Regions from separate parts of the Mus musculus genome. Here region 2 is linked to region 1. The links are chromatin loops, found by intact Hi-C in ENCODE. Cell type or tissue: left cerebral cortex. All regions are shown on one strand.

Region 1 (8,000 bases):
AATTAGAAATTAAATAATTAATCGGAGGAACGAGCAGTTTCTGCTCCTACAACTCGCCCAGACAGCTAACAGAGAGCAAAATCAAGTCACATGTACCCTTTCCGAGCTTCCACTGGGTGGTAATCTCATCCCACCTCCTGTCTTTCTTCCTTCCTTCCTTCCTTCCTTCCTTCCTTCCTTCCTTCCTTCCTTTCTTTCTTTTTTGAAGTCAAAACACTTTATTCAGAGGCTCGGGGAAATGTTGGGGGTCCACACGGTCTGTTGTCCTCCACAGGGCACATCTTAGAGGTCACCCATCGCTGAGTCACCTCTTTAATCACCATCAGAGGTCATCCTGCCCAGTTTCTAAAGGAAGCTATGGAGAGGTCAAAGGCCACAGAGATCAGGATACTGAGACTGGCTCAAGATCCACAGGCCCTAAGCCAAGGCCCAGATGAATGTCAGGACCCTGACTCCCAGGGGCTGCTGCTCTCTGAGAAGACTGGCAGAGGGAGAGAAGGCAGGCAGGCCGAAATTGCTTCCCAAACCCAGCTGGCCCCAAATAAAGAGTCTAAGCCCATGGGTAGGAGGACATCCTAAGACAAGGCTCTTCCATCAGCCCAGTAGGTGAACTCTGTCACCCAGTCCTCCCTTTACTCTTCCCAGCATCCCTGATTTGCAAGGGCTCCAGGTGGTGCATCTAGAATCTGCCCCCACACCACAAAGGTTTGCGTCTGCGGCTGAGTCTGCCCTCTGCCCTTCCAATCCTCCCCACTAATGGTTAGAAGAAAGCTCAAGGGGCTCAGGGACCTAAGGGGAAAGCAGCCAGATCCAGCTGCCACCAAGAGACACTAAACAGGACTGCATCCCTCCTCCCTGCCCCACCCCCGCCCCCACCCCCGCCCCAAACTTGTGCTCATGAGTCACCGCACAAGTTGCCCTATCAGGAACATGAAACTGAACTATAACAGTGTGTGCATCACTGCCAGGGTGCTGCCGGTGACAGCCTTAAGAGTGTAGCTGTGTTCACAAGGCAGCCTCGGTGGAGGTCTATGTCTGTGACCTCAGGTTTTGCAGACTGGAGCTTGCCTAGCTCTGACTCCTCCCTACAGAGCCCTCCCCACACCCACAACCCACCCCCCAACCGCCCTGCAGCTCAAAGGCCCCCCACAGCGAGGGCCCCATCTGCTGGAGGTTCAGTGACCTGTGTCAAATGAGCAGGCGCTCGGTCACACTCCAGAGCCTGGAGGAGGCTGGGCACTCTGGGAAAGCGGAGGAGCTCCTGCCTGGGGGCCAGCTGGGCAGGAGCCCCACGGGGAAGCCTGAGACTGGCAGCAGTCTAGCTGGGGAGCTGCCCTGTACGGGCAAGAAGAGGAGAAGGGGGGAGGGAAAAACAACTAAAAAGAAAGAACTTTCCTATGTCCTTGAGGCTAACATTGAGGAGAGAGCAAGTGGACCAGACTCTGGACAGAGCACAGTCTCTTCCAGCTTTCTGGCCCTTTGTTGAGAACTGGTGGTTCATTCAGGGAGTGGATAAGGGTGTCTATGAGATGGTAGAACTCTTTGTATCTGCTCAGGTGGGTAAGAGAGTTCATAGATACCAAAGTGTACCTATTTGTGTGACTAACACTATGTGCCACTCAGGAATCACTGTTATGCGGATGCTCATCGGACTGAGCACAGGGACGCCAATGGAGGAATTAGGGGAAGGACTGAAGGAGCTGAAGGGGCCTTAGCTGGCATCAATAGGAGGGGAGGCCCTTGGTCCTGTGAAGAAGTGATGCCCCAGTGTAGAGGAATGCTAGGGCAGTGAGGCGGGAGTAGGTGGATGGGTGGGAGAGCACTTTCATAGAAGCAGGGTAAGTGGGGTTTGCAGAGGGGAAACTGGGAAAGGGGATAACATTAGAAATGTAAATAAATAAAATATCCAACTTTTTTATAAAAAAAAAAAGAATCTGTGTTTGTTTGTGACCCCAGGGGCCCATATTTTAGTGTCAGACAAGGAAGACCCATTTCAGTCTGTGTGAGCTTTCTATATCTGACCCTGTTTAGACACATTGCTTTATTTACCATCAGGCATTGCTTTGTGTAACTGCATGTTTCCTCTACTCATGCAAGATTATGTCCCTGTGGCGAATTGGTATGCGTGTGTCCCTGTACTGACTTGCATGTCTGTATTTCTATGTTCAGTATATGTGAGAGTGAACATCTCCTGCCGTGTCCCCACCATTCCATGTGCACCAGCCAAGTAGCATGTTCACCCCATGGCTGTGCAGTATGTTTAGAAAGAGGACTTCTCCCTGAGATTGCGAAGGAGACGATCCTAGAGCCATGGTTCTCACCCTTCCTAATGCTGCGAGCCTTTGAATCCAGCTCCTCATGTTGTGGTGACCCCTCAATCATAAAATTATTCTTATTGCTACTTCATAACTGTAATGTTGCTACCGTTATAAACTGTAATGGAAATGTCTGTGTTTTCTGATGGTCTTAGATGACCTCTGTGAAAGGATCATTTGACTCCTAAAGGAGTTGTGACCCACAAGTTGAGAACCACTGTCCTGGAGAGATGAGCCATTCTGGTACAGGTATCTGCCAGGGTCCTATGACGGTCCTCAGTGCCCCATGCAATCTCCAAGAACAAGAAGGAAACAGATACCAACATCTTCTATGGGAAACTCAATTCCTAGGAAAAGTGGGACTCAACCCATCTCACTGTAGACTCTACAATGTAGAGGGTCTAAAATTTCCAATGCAAAGTTAAGAATTTTACCTTTCCTAGTTCATGCTGCTGCTGATCCCTGGGGCAGCATCTACTATGTACAGGAAGGACACTTAAATGACATTCTTCATCACATCCTCAGAGCAATCCTAAGATCCAGGCATCACTGTCTCCTCTGTAAGATGGAGAAACCTCAGCTCCGAGAAGCAAGTGATTCACACAGTCTGCTTGCCTATAGGGGCCTTAGGCTGGGGACCAAGATGCTGAGTAACAACCTAAGAGCTTAGGTACTGCTTTCCTGAGGGTAACTCTCCTCCGCTCAGCACGGACCAGGGAACACAGCTTCCAGGCAGTCCTGACCTGCTCACAAGCATGGCCAGAGATAAGACTGTAGGCCATCTTTACCCTGAAGGCCAAAACTGCCACTTCTTGCAAACTACAGCAATGGGGGTGGGGGGGAGCAGACCGGCATGAGTAAGACTAGCCCTGCTGCATCCTATGAGGATGATGTCATTAGCTCCTCCAGGAGTTAAGGCACAAGCCAAATGATGGACAGAACAGCACCATGCCTCACTGTTCTTTGAGTGGTAACCTCAAATCTGTACAGCGTAACCTGTCTGCTGCTGTCCAGACATTTCCCATCTTCCAGCAGGATCAGGGTAGATGTATAGACTCTCAGACTGTCAAACTTGGAAGAGGAAAAAAAGTAAATTGGTCCAAACCGCACAGCCCACTGAGGAAAGTTAGTTGCCCACCTAGCAAACTGCAACAACAGAAAAGCGCAAATAAAAGCCCTTTGTGTGGGGAGGGGGGCACTCCCTCTATCTCATACCATTCCCTGTTCACCTTAGGGAGACAGGGATACAATGTAAGCCATGGTCAGTCCCAATTTACAAAAAGGAAAACCAAATTTAGAGTACTTTAACTGAAAAACAAGAGGAAGTTCCAGTTTGAGCCCAATCTTCAGAGTAATACAGGCCTGGTTAGGACTGGCATGAGAGACTGAGAGACTTCCGCTGTAAGAATTCAAGCCTTGGTCCTACACTTAGGGCTGGGAGAAAGCTTAGCCAGGTTCATGGACCAAGAGAACTTGGGCTGCCTCAGGGTGACTGCTTCCTGGGCCAAGATCCAGGAAAACCCAGCATCCCTACCTGGGTTCAGATACAGGAACCCATCATAACTCCAGCAGGTAGAAAATGCCTGTTCAGGACTATGGCAAATAGTCAGACAACCCTGGCCTCTTCTTCCATTAGCAGGTGCTTAACTTGGGACATTCAGGGCTCAGAGGACAGGGTAACTCTTGTCACTGTCAACTCTGTCGCAGCCACTCTTAGATGATCTCCACAGCAGCTGCCTTTAGAGCCCTTGTCTGTCTCTGTCTCTCTCTCTCTCTCTCTCTCTCTCTCTCTCTCTCTCTCTCTCTCTCTCTCGTCTTCAAATACATAGGCTTCATTCTACAGTCCTGAGTAGATTCCTGTCCAGTGAGGTCCTAGCTAGGTCCCCAGCTCGGCACCCAGAAATCTTTGAATCACTTTGAAGCAGAAGAAGGTCTAGCAGTGTACAGAAGCCCAGCAGAGGAATAGGCAGAAGTACGGAGGCATGCAGACTGAGGAAGCACACACCAGCTCCAACTGAGGCCCCCTCCACTCAGGATCCTTAGGAGAGACACAAAACAAGGACAGGGATGAAGAAGTTGGCCGCATCCCACTGTCCACTTCTCCAACAAGGACACCTCGAACTCAATTCCCTATCAGACAAGTCCGAGTTGACTCCACGGGAGGCTAGACAGCTGCCAGCTGCCAGCTGCCAGCCTGCACATTGGATTTCCGAGGTGCCCAACTGTCCTTCCCTAAGTCAGTCCACAAATCCTATTCTGCAAGTTTCCGGGCGGCATAACCCCAGCACAACCAGCGCTGCCGACAGACCACCGGTTCCAGCTGGGAGGAAAACAACACGAAAAGGCTACAGCAGCGCAGGACAGGGCCCAGTGTCCATTCCCCACCCACTGGTGGCGCTTTCTCTGGAACCAGTCTCCACCCCGAGGTTCTCTCATTCCAGAACCCTGGAGCCCAACTGGTTCCTGGAGCTTGCATCTCCGCGTACAGGCTCAGCGGCTCACTGTCCTGGCTCAGCACTGCCCACGCGGTACTCACCTGGCCTCGGTGCCCAGGGAAAGGAAGGCGAGCCGGCGAGAGGCGTGAAGCCCAAGCCGATCCGAATCTGTCCGTGCCTGCTGCACTTTCAGGACTGCAGAGGTCCAGCTAGTTGTGGCGCTGAGTCTAGAGGGAGTAGAGGGAAAACCAAGACCTTGGGAGAACGCGATGCGACCTGGCAGCCGCAGGAGGCGAGGCCCCGGAGGTTAGCAGCCGCGCGGTACCGAGCCGGGAAGCCACGCAGCTTCGCTCTCGCTGCAGCCCAGACTCGCGGGATCCTGGCCCGCAGGCAGAGGCGCAGCGCAGGGAAGAGTGCGGGGCTGAGTCTCTGCTCGGAACCCGAGCGCCTCCCGGAGCCCGCAATCCCCCGCCCGCCCCAGTGGGATGCAGGCGGAAATTGAGCTTGTGTGGAACGTGGGGACCGACCGGGCTCCGAGTCTCCCGCGCTGCGGTGAGAGCGGGGCCCACGCAGCCGGGACCGGAGGGGGTGCGGTCCCAGTGCCACCCCCGCGCCACTCCCCACGTGGCGGCCGCGCCCCCGGGGCGTGAATGTGTACGCGGGCGGTGGTGGTGGGGGTCATGAATGAAGCCCCAGCGGCCAATCAGCACTGCCGGCGCGCGGGACCCCGGGAGCGAGACCCAATAGCGAGCTCCGGGTTGCAGGCCCCGGCGGCGGGCGGGCACGGGGGGAGGAGGCCGGGGCCGGGAGGCGGGAGGCGGCTCCGCGGGCAGCCAATGGGCGGCGGGCGGGGTGGGGCTCCGGAGCGCCCAGCGGGTCCGGGCTTTAAGCCGGCGGAGCGCGGCGGCGGGGCCCGCAGACGGAGCGAGGCGGCGGCGGCGGCGGGGCGGCGCAGGGCGCGGGGCGGCATGGCCACCACCGCGCAGTATCTGCCGCGGGGCCCCGGCGGCGGAGCTGGGGGCACAGGGCCGCTCATGCATCCCGATGCCGCCGCGGCGGCGGCAGCGGCGGCCGAGCGGCTGCACGCGGGGGCCGCGTACCGCGAAGTGCAGAAGCTGATGCACCACGAGTGGCTGGGCGCGGGCGCGGGCCACCCCGTGGGCCTAGCGCACCCTCAATGGCTACCCACGGGAGGAGGCGGCGGCGGCGACTGGGCGGGCGGCCCGCACCTGGAACACGGCAAGGCAGGCGGTGGCGGTACCGGCCGAGCTGACGACGGCGGCGGTGGCGGCGGTTTCCACGCCCGCCTGGTGCACCAAGGGGCGGCCCACGCGGGCGCGGCATGGGCACAAGGCGGCACAGCGCACCACTTGGGCCCCGCCATGTCGCCGTCGCCCGGGGCCGGCGGGGGTCACCAGCCCCAGCCGCTCGGGCTGTACGCTCAGGCGGCCTACCCCGGTGGCGGCGGCGGCGGCCTGGCCGGGATGCTGGCGGCGGGAGGCGGCGGCGCGGGACCCGGCCTGCACCACGCACTGCACGAGGACGGCCACGAGGCACAGCTGGAGCCGTCGCCACCACCGCACCTGGGCGCACACGGACACGCACACGGACATGCACACGCGGGCGGCCTGCACGCGGCGGCGGCGCACCTGCACCCGGGCGCGGGCGGTGGTGGCTCGTCGGTGGGCGAGCACTCGGACGAGGATGCTCCCAGCTCCGACGACCTGGAGCAGTTCGCCAAGCAGTTCAAGCAACGACGCATCAAGCTGGGCTTCACCCAGGCCGACGTGGGACTGGCGCTGGGCACCCTCTACGGTAACGTGTTCTCGCAGACCACCATCTGCCGTTTCGAGGCCCTGCAGCTGAGCTTCAAGAACATGTGCAAGCTCAAGCCGCTGCTCAACAAGTGGCTGGAGGAGACCGACTCGTCCAGCGGCAGCCCCACCAACCTGGACAAGATCGCGGCGCAGGGCCGCAAGCGCAAGAAGCGCACGTCCATCGAGGTGGGTGTCAAAGGCGCGCTCGAGAGCCACTTTCTCAAGTGTCCCAAGCCGTCTGCGCACGAGATCACCGGCCTGGCCGACAGCCTGCAACTGGAGAAGGAGGTGGTGCGTGTCTGGTTCTGCAACCGGCGGCAGAAGGAGAAGCGCATGACCCCCGCGGCCGGCGCGGGCCACCCGCCCATGGACGACGTTTATGCGCCTGGGGAGCTGGGGCCTGGCGGGGGCAGCGCGTCGCCACCTTCTGCGCCCCCGCCACCCCCGCCGGCCGCGCTGCACCACCACCACCACCACACACTGCCCGGCTCTGTGCAGTGACCCTGCGGACTGGGTTCCCCGCCGGCGCAGCGGTGCCTCCGGCGCGCAGTTAGCGCGCGCGGCCTGGACTCTTTTTGTTGTTTATTCGGTTTTGCTTTGGATTTTACAAAAAGGAAAAAAAAAAAAAAAAAAAAAAGCTCAGAAACTTTTAAACAAAACCAAACACCCGGGACCGACCCCTCTCTCCAGCGAGCGGCGAAAGGCGGCCGAGAGGCTGTGTCGCCCGAGTCCCGGGAGAGAGCAGCGGAAGATCCAGAATGCGCCAACTCACTCTGGGCGCCCTGTGCCCACTGCCTGCTCCCTATCCCCATCCCCTCGACGACCCCCGCCCCTGCCCCTGGGCTGTTCGGGGCCGGATCCCGGCAGCGGCCTCCCCACAGCGAAAGGTAACGCGGTGCGGGGTTAGGGATTCCCCGGGAGAATGGACGAAGAGAGGAGAGTCCCCAGCAGCTCTCCCGGGCGCGGACTCCCTGTAGCCTGCAGGTCACGGGTGGGGGCTGTCACTTTATTCTTTCCGCGCCTCTTCTCTCGCACCTGGACGCGCCCCACCCCCTCACCTTTTCTCCGGGCTTGGTTTTTTACGGTTTTTATTTATTCGTGGAGCCTCTCGGCTCCTGGGGTCCTTCTAACTCCGCCCGCGCCCTTAATTTAAATCGCTGTATGCTGTATTTATCGGGGCCCCAGAGGGGAGGCCGCGAGAGCCGCATCTGTGTATAAAAGCAGGAAATAGCCAAAGCTTTAATCTAGCCTAATTTATTTTCCCTTTCTCTTCCCCTCTCCTCCTTCAAGAACGCAAAACAAAAACAAAAAAAAAAAAACTAACAAAAAAATTTTTTTTGAGTGTTCATTTTTCGTTTCGTTTTACCCGAGCCCTCGGCTCGGTTCCTGGCCTAGCAGAGAGGGTCTGCGCTCCCACGCACACCCGGGTGGGA
Region 2 (8,000 bases), 90 kb before region 1:
AGACCACAGGGACCAAACGGGAGCCTGCAGAGGCATAAGACCGGAGAGACGGGCACTGTGGCCTCAGAAAAACTGTAAAGATGCTGGTCTTCCTTTTAAGAGCCAAGAGAGGCAGATGAGGGGGTTTGCACAGAGATGCTATGTGACCTGACAGAGGTTGGAGATGCTCACTCTGTCTGCAGTGCAGACAATAGATTGGAAGGAGCAGGGACAGAAGCAGAAGTGAGTTAGGGGCCCTCCCTGGGAACCTGGGGAAGGATGATGGAGGCTTAGACTATGGGTGTACAATCAACAGGACTGGGTGATGGGTGGATAACAGGCTAAGAGCAGCTGCTGCTGGCATCCTGGGCTCTCAGCATCTCATAAAACTTGCAAGGTTCTTTTGGTTTTGAACAATGGAATCCCATCGCACACGGGTGGGGTGGGGGGCTGGGGGCCCAGATTTGGAAGTGCCTGAGACGGGAATTGCATAAAGTCAAAAGTGCCCTTGGAAAACTCTAAAGCCACTCGCAAAGTACAGTATCCATGAGTTTGTTTATACAGCCACGAACAGAAATTTTTAGGCACACTAAAGTTAGAGCCGCTGAGCTAGAATAAAGCAACAGAAGGAAACCCATATGCAAATGTCTGGGCATTCAAATCACTTGCCTTTAAGACAAGGACTCAAATCCCAGGGAGTGAATGAGGAAATGGGGGGGGGGGGTGTCCAAACAGGAGATGTGGCAAGAATTTTCTTAAAGCCCTGGCTTAGCTGAAAAACATACCATCTTGGTTTGAACACTGAGCCTTTGTGACTGTAGTACCTATTAGTGTGTGGCCTGAGTGTAGGAGCTGAATCCCAGCATCTGCTCATCTCCATCTCCAGGTCTAAGCTCAGACAGCTCAGATCCTCTGGGACCCTTCTATCAGCACAAAAGTCAAGAACAAAGGACTCCGACAAACCCCCTGCTAATCTCAGCTGAGACCGTGTACCTGTGTCACCTGCTCCTCATGCATTGGTGGGGCTCTGCCCCTTGTTTGTCCACTGTCCGGTGAAGCAGACACCATCTGAAGCCTTGCCAGCACCAGGCCAGAGGGAAAGAGCTCTCTCTGCAGGCTTCACAACGCGATTAGATGCCCGTGCATGGCACGGAGTCACTTCCATGCGCAGCTCATTGGCCAGACTTCATCACAAGGCTTCACCCAACCACAAGAGGGCCAAGAAGTGCAATCCTTCCATGTGTTCAGCAGGTGCACAGCCAGAAATATTTGACAAACAACACTAATGACTTCCACATGCTCTAAATGTACAGTGACAAGAGAGAGAAGAGACGAGCCTTAATTATTAAGTCTGTGTTTGGATCCAGGACCCTGTGTAACCATGTGGCTGAATAAAATTTGCCCGTTCATGCCCCAGGGGGCAGAGCCCATGCCCAGAAAGATTCCCAGGCAGCATTTGGATGTGCTATCTTGGAATTAAAGAGGAGCCATTAAAGGCTGCTGACAGCCAGGGCTTGTCTGCACCTCTCTCTCTCTCTCTCTCTCTCTCTCTCTCTCTCTCTCTCTCTCTCTCTGTGTGTGTGTGTGTGTGTGTGTGTGTGTGTGTGTGTGTTCATGCATGCACCCAGGATTCTAACATGAGAAGTTGTAAGACTGGATCTCTGTCACCAAAGATCTCTGATAGTCCCTGGAAGTACCTGGCTGAGGACAATGGACAGACAACTGATTCCTTGCTCTCAAGGAACCCCCACAATGATGCTGTGGGAATCAGTGGCCAGCCTCTGCCTCTTCCCCTGACATCATGATGCTCCTCTTGCACAGTGGAACCTAGTCCCCTCCTTCTCAATCATGTCTGTCACCATGCTCTCATCAGTCGTGTGTGGCAGGAGTGAAGACCAAGACTTAAGATGACAGTCACTTCCACTTCCTCCTTTTGGGAATCCAGTGAGCAGAGTGTAAGAGAGCCAGATTAAGTAATTAGACACCATGTGGATGGAAGCCCTGGAGAGTGGGGAAACACTTGATCCCAGCTTCAAAGGGGCCCCCAGCTCAGCCCAGTCACAACAGATAATGCAGAACTGACTAGAAGAGCCCACCCGACCCATAAAACAGAAAGGAGAACTCCAGTCATTTTAAGTCGCTATTGTCAAGGCACAGTTTGTGACGCAGTCACAGACAACTGAAAAACACTCACTAACTAATGTTGATTCTGAGGAGATACAGAGAAGGAATATCTAAGAACACATGAAAAGGTGTTCGACAACTGGGCTCTCTGGAGCAGCCTTTGAAACGGGGGTTTCAAAGAATGAGTTCAACTGGACAGGAGTTGCGCTCTGGAGATTTCTATAAGGAAAGGAAGAAAGTTAAAAGCGAAGTTTGTCAAGTGTGCTCACTAGAGGATGGGGAGGGTGGGGAGGAGAGTGGAAGAGTAGATTGGGGATACCAATCGCAGTTAGACAGAAGGAATGCATTCTAATCCCTGTGTGGGGAGTTCATTGCAACATGCTTTTAGAGGGAGCTAAGAAGAGAGGCTCTCAAAAGCTCAAACATGATGCAATGATAAAGACATGGGAATGCTAACTGCTCTGGTTTCATCAGTATACCGATTGCATATGTGCTCAAACATCAAACTGTAGCCTGGAAGCAAGTGCGACCATTGGATGTCAATCAAACATATTTTTTTTATTGAGAAAGATGGGATTGGACTTGCACATATGATGGTTAGTTTTTGTCAACTTGGCACAAACTAGTCAACTGGGAAGAGGAAACCCTAGTTGACAAAACATCTCCATCAGATTGGCCTGTGGGCTCTATGTGTGGGGCATTTTCTTGATTGCTAACTTCTGTAGGAGGGCCCAGTCCACTATGGGAAGTACCATTCCCTAGGCTGATGGGCCTGGGCTGCACAAGAAAGGTGGCTGAACATGAACATGAGAGCAAGTCAGTGAGCAGTATTCCTCCATGGGTTCTGCTTCAAGTTGATGAACTGTCACTGGTGTGTGAGATAAAATGAACCCTTTTGTCCCCAAGTTGCTTTTAGCCATAGTGATTCCTCACAGCAACAGAAAGTCCCTAGAACTGCACCTAAGACCAGGGACAGACCTTTGAGTACTTTGCAGCCACAAAGGAAAGCATTATCCTAAGCTGAGGTAAGGAGACTAGCCTTCATCAGCCAGTATTAGCTGCTGGCTATTCCAGGAGAGGCCATCACTTGAGTGGAGGTATCTGCCTGCTGTTTCCCGGTCTCCATGGAGGGATGTGGCTGGGCACACCCAGCAACTGACATTCTCAGCAGCTGAAGATAGAGGTAGCATCCCCTGGAGAGGAAGGCAGGCATAAGAACACAACCCCTTCTGGAGGTGAGCCCAAGGCACTTGAACTGAACTAGAGAGGCTCCCTGTGAAGGGAGGAAGAAGAGCTTCCAGGCAAAGGGAACAGCGAGAGCAAAGAGAGGCTCCAGTGTGAGAATAAGCAAAGCCACCGCCAGCAGAACACACGGAAACTGAGATAAGAGATGAAGCAACATCAAGCTGAGAAATGTGGGTTTTCCCGGAGGCAACAGGGACTACTGAAGAGTTCTAAGTAAGGCAGAGACTGGTAAGCCATCTGTTTCAAAAGATTTCCTCTGACAGTAAGGTGGAAGGTAGACCAGCGAGGTATGACCAGAGGATCTAAGTTAGCCCCTTGCTCCTGCCCACCAGCTGAGCCCCGCATCCTCTTCTCCATGGACAGTCAGGTTATATTGCAGTCTCGTCCATGTTACTGGCTTGGTGGCTGGCTGTGCTGCAGTTGCTACATAGTGCATGGTATCTTGAAAGGTCCTTGCACCATTTGCATACACAGGACAGCTATAGCCTTTAATAGGAAGAAAGTGAAGGTCAACTGCTGCCTAGGTGACCTAGGGTGTCAACCCAAATGTCTGTGTCCCAGGTATCAGGATCCCCAACCAAACCGTGACAAATCAAAACATAGCAGCCTTTCTCTGTTGAGAATTCTGTTTTCTCTGGAAACCCTTTACCCTGATCCTGGATTACAGCTGTTTTTCCACCCTCCAGCTGTAGGAGAAATTCTTTGTTGTTGTTGTTGTTTGTTTGCCAGGAAACCCTCCCATTTCCACAGCTCACTATAGAATTAGTGATGAGGGGCTAAAGAGATGGCTCAGCAGTTGAGAGCACTGGTTGCCCTTCCAGAGGGATCTGGGTTCGATTCCCAGCACTGGCATGGTGGCTCAATTGTCTATAACTCCAGTCCTAGGAAATCTAACACCTTCTTCCAGCCTCCATGTTCACTGTACACACGTGGTACACAGATATAAATGCAGGCGAAACACCCACACAAATAAAGGAACAACTTTTAATTTTTAAAAAGTAGTGTTGGATCACCCCAGCCTTTCATTGTCTTTGGCCCCAGCCACATCATCTAATTCTAGAGACTCTGTCGTCACTACCTCCTCCGAGCCTCTCAAATATCAGAGAGGTTGCCTACCAGCAAATCCGCGTCCACCAGTATCCCACCCTACTTCACCACTGCTAAAAGTTTTAACAAGCCACTCAGAGGCCATTAGAGCCTCCACCCACCACTAGAGACGGGTTCTCTCTCGTTACCAACAGGCCGGTGGATAATCCAGCTCTAGATTCCCATTTTAGAGTCTGTTTCCTAGGAACCACTCCCAGCACCAACTGTAGTAGTAGGTCAGGTTCCCTAGAAATAGATCAAAGATGGAGATTTGCATGCAGAGGATTTACTGGAGAGTGAGAGCAGGGACATTAGTCAAAAGGAAAGAAAGCCGGACTGGGCTGAGTGAATCCTTGAACCCTGTGCATATGCATCGCAGACGGCAATCCCTTGGAAAGTTCTAGAACAGGTATGACACTTTAGAGATAGACCGAAATTAGGTGATAGTAAACAGTCGGTGAGTCGGAACCGCCTCCAGGGAGGAACATAAACTCTAGGAGAGGCGGTTCCATTTATCAAAAGGCCGTTCTGGCAGAGAGACCATTGGATGCTATGGGCAACCAATGCTACCTATCCCTGAGAACTAAACCATAGCAACCTCCTCGAGCCACATTAGGGAACTCAAGAGGAGAATGGTGGTTGGTATTGTTCCTGAGGTCAAGTGCTCCACTGGGCTGGTCTACAGGGAGTCCCACGAGGCTATGGAAGTGGGGTGTTCATTCAGTGATGTAGTGGGAGGAGTTTCATGCAAGAGCTATAGGAGGAGGAGAAGCAGGAGGGAAGATGAGCCTCTGGGTCATTCTAATTCTCCAGAATGAGTGGCTACTCAAGGAAACAGTGCCTAAGATAAGTTGTCTTTTAGAAGCACAGCTTTGCCAGGCATGGTAGAGGCACACACCTCTAATGTCGGCACTCAAGAGGCAAAAGCTGGAAGATCTCTGTGAGTTCGAAGCCAGCCTGGTGGTCTATGTAGTGAGTTCCAAACCAGCCAGGACTACAAAGGGAGACCCTGTCTCAAAACAAAGAGAGTCTACATCTTTGAACACTGCTTGTATTTGCACTGCTTGCATATGTGATAATGTATACAGACACATGTACACACACACACACACACACACACACACAGAGAGAGAGAGAGAGAGAGAGAGAGAGAGAGAGAGAGAGAGAGAGAGAGAGATGCACACAGTTTTCCCAGAGCAAGAACTCCAGCTATCTGCTGCTAATAAGCAGATCTCTGTCTGAAACCACGTCTTCCTGCTCACCTGTTGACCACGAGTGCACCAGCTGGAGTCCGAGCTCCACGTTCAAGTCTATGCAGACTCCTGGGAGCAAGAGTGATGTCACCAACAGCAACCAACCTTCACTGAGCACCAGCTAGCTACATTTACAAGTTTGCTCATTCCTCCTTCTAACCCATGAGACAGGTGCCTCTATTTACCCATTTCCCAGAGAAGGAAGCAAAGGTTCCAAGGAGCTAGACCTGTCTGTGGTTTGTGCAACTGGTTGGTGTCAGAACTGGAACCAAGATTCCAGTTAGGGTGGTGATTGAGGCAAATAAGGACACTGAGGATTGAACCAGCAGCTGACACAGTGGCACATGCCTTTAGACCCAGCACTCAGGAGGATATCTGAATTTGAGGTCAGCTTGGTCTACAAAGCAAATGCCAGAATAGGCAAGGCTGTTATACAGAGAACCCTGTCTTTAAAAAAAAAAACAGAGAGAGAGAGACAGAGAGAGACACAGAGGCACAGAGACAGAGAGAGACAGAGACACAGAGAGACATAGAGAGAATATTGAACTGGCTCATTCGTTCATTCATTCATTCATTCAGGAAACATTTATGGAGGACCTACTGTCCCAAGCACTTGAGAAACCTCATGCAGCTGTAGCCACAAACAGCCGTTCCCTCGTGTAACTCCCTATAGAGCGGGAAAGAAAAAGAAATAATGAATATAATATGTCAATACTCATTTGTATATTTTAAGTGTATAATGGATTCTCTGGTCTGCCCCAGTTCCCCACTTTGGAACTGAGACTCCTCTCCCTTGTTATGGGAGTGTTGATGGATGGCCATTCAGCAGTCTCTCTGCAAAACTGCTCTGAAAAGGGAGCTGCTTCACCTACGGCTACTCCCTTCCCTAGGAGAGCCTTCATCCCATGTCTGCTCAGTAGAGAATCACAAATGTCCATGCCCTGTCTTAATGCCTGGCCACTTTGAAAGCTCCCCTGGATCCCAGGTCCCTGGACATCAGCTCCAGCCTTTGCTGTGACTGCATCAGATGGCAGCCCTTCCTCTGTCCTGGGCTGCTTCCTTCACAGGTCTGAGAGCCTTTCCCAGTACACTCCCTCCAAGGGAAATTCTCTACCACAGTCTCTTTCTCTGTGTGTTCAACCTGCTTTGGGAAGGGTATCTTCTAGGGGAGGGAGAGGACGGCAAGAAAAGAAGCAAAAATCAGCAGAGGAAGAAGGATCAGAGGGCAGGGCCCCAAAAGGCAGCAGGCTGTGAAATCAAAGAAGATACTTGAGACAACCTCATTAAGAAGTGATATTTGAGCAAAGACTTGAAGGTGGTTGTAAGGGAGTTACCCACGTGGAAACTAGGTGAGATGGGATGACACAGAACAGTGCACATAAGAACTTGCTGGCCACTATAAGGTCCTCTGGAGGACCTGGTCTGAAATGAACCCTCCCCAGACTTCTATAGAGACCAAGAGCAGAAGCAGAGCCATCTGCCTGGAAGTCACTGCAGAGAGCCAGCTGAGGAGGATGTACCAGGGTGGCAGTGACCGGTGACAAAGGGGGCTCAGAGGTACGCTTTTAAAGTGCAGCCAGCATGTTTGGCCAACGACTGGGTGCAGGAAGTGAAGAGAACACAGGACCCAAGAATAACCATGACCTTTTCTTGTCCTGAGATGGAAGGTCTCACCAAGACCTCAGACAAGGAAAAACCCACTGGAGAAGGTTCAGAGGAGACCTGATGTGAACGCTGTTGTAGTTGAAATTGACAGTCACACCCATAGCACAGGATGGCTACCCAGCTGAGGCACAAAGGCTAGAGTTCCAAATGGGAATGACAGTTGGGGGTCAGGAGGACAGTGGAAGTGGGCACAGGGACCCAGCTCTATATTTCCATCCCATGCTGTCCCAAGACTCACAACAAGTTCCTGTGACCTCTCAAACTATGCGAGGGGCCGGCAAACACGTGAGCAGAGAAGGTTCTGTGTGAAAAGTGTCCAAGTGGACATTTGTGACTGAGATGAGGGCTCAAATGCTATGTCCCTGCATATGGAGGTGGGGTGTGTGTGTGCCTGTCTGTCTGTCTGTCTTTCTGTCCATATGTCCATAAAGATCCAGCACCTTGCAATGTAAATACGGAGATGATGCCAGCCCAGAGCCTGGTACCTAGAGGTCTCCCATTGTTATGGAATGTGTAGAGTAAGCAATTAGCTGCTGTTGGCATTTAAAACATCAACAAACGCTCCTTGCCTGCCCTGAACCACACGGGTCCCCTTAAAGCCTTGTACAAATGACTCTTGAACATGAAGGTGCCTGCAACTCCCAAGTG

Evidence for each region. Hi-C counts contacts between places; a loop is a spot of excess contacts. Peaks named below come from ENCODE experiments on the same cell type or tissue, not always from the same donor. Only the 100,000 strongest peaks of a DNase experiment are listed, where the experiment ranks them.
Region 2: a loop joins it to region 1, with 2.6 times the contacts of the local background. A loop is called at or near these places in 9 of 42 quality-filtered maps.

The regions. Positions count from the first base shown.
Region 1 is chr4:124,651,989-124,659,988 of GRCm38, forward strand. It overlaps Pou3f1 (POU domain, class 3, transcription factor 1), which reads left to right and starts at 5,658. Exons shown (of 1, transcript NM_011141.2): 1 at 5,658-8,000. The coding sequence starts at 5,719. The coding sequence ends at 7,068. Gm2164 (predicted gene 2164) reads right to left here and starts at 5,499. Exons shown (of 11, transcript NR_168006.1): 1 at 4,852-5,499. In left cerebral cortex, a CTCF peak has its summit at 4,691; DNase peaks (open chromatin) are centred at 4,364, 4,774, 5,442, 5,913 and 3 more places; H3K4me3 peaks cover 3,555 bases; H3K27ac peaks cover 1,060 bases.
Region 2 is chr4:124,561,657-124,569,656 of GRCm38, forward strand. All of the region lies in intron 1 of Gm2164 (predicted gene 2164), which reads right to left. It overlaps 4933407E24Rik (RIKEN cDNA 4933407E24 gene), which reads left to right and starts at 7,523. Exons shown (of 3, transcript NR_045819.1): 1 at 7,523-7,637. In left cerebral cortex, a CTCF peak has its summit at 1,196; DNase peaks (open chromatin) are centred at 356, 597, 1,115, 3,545 and 1 more place.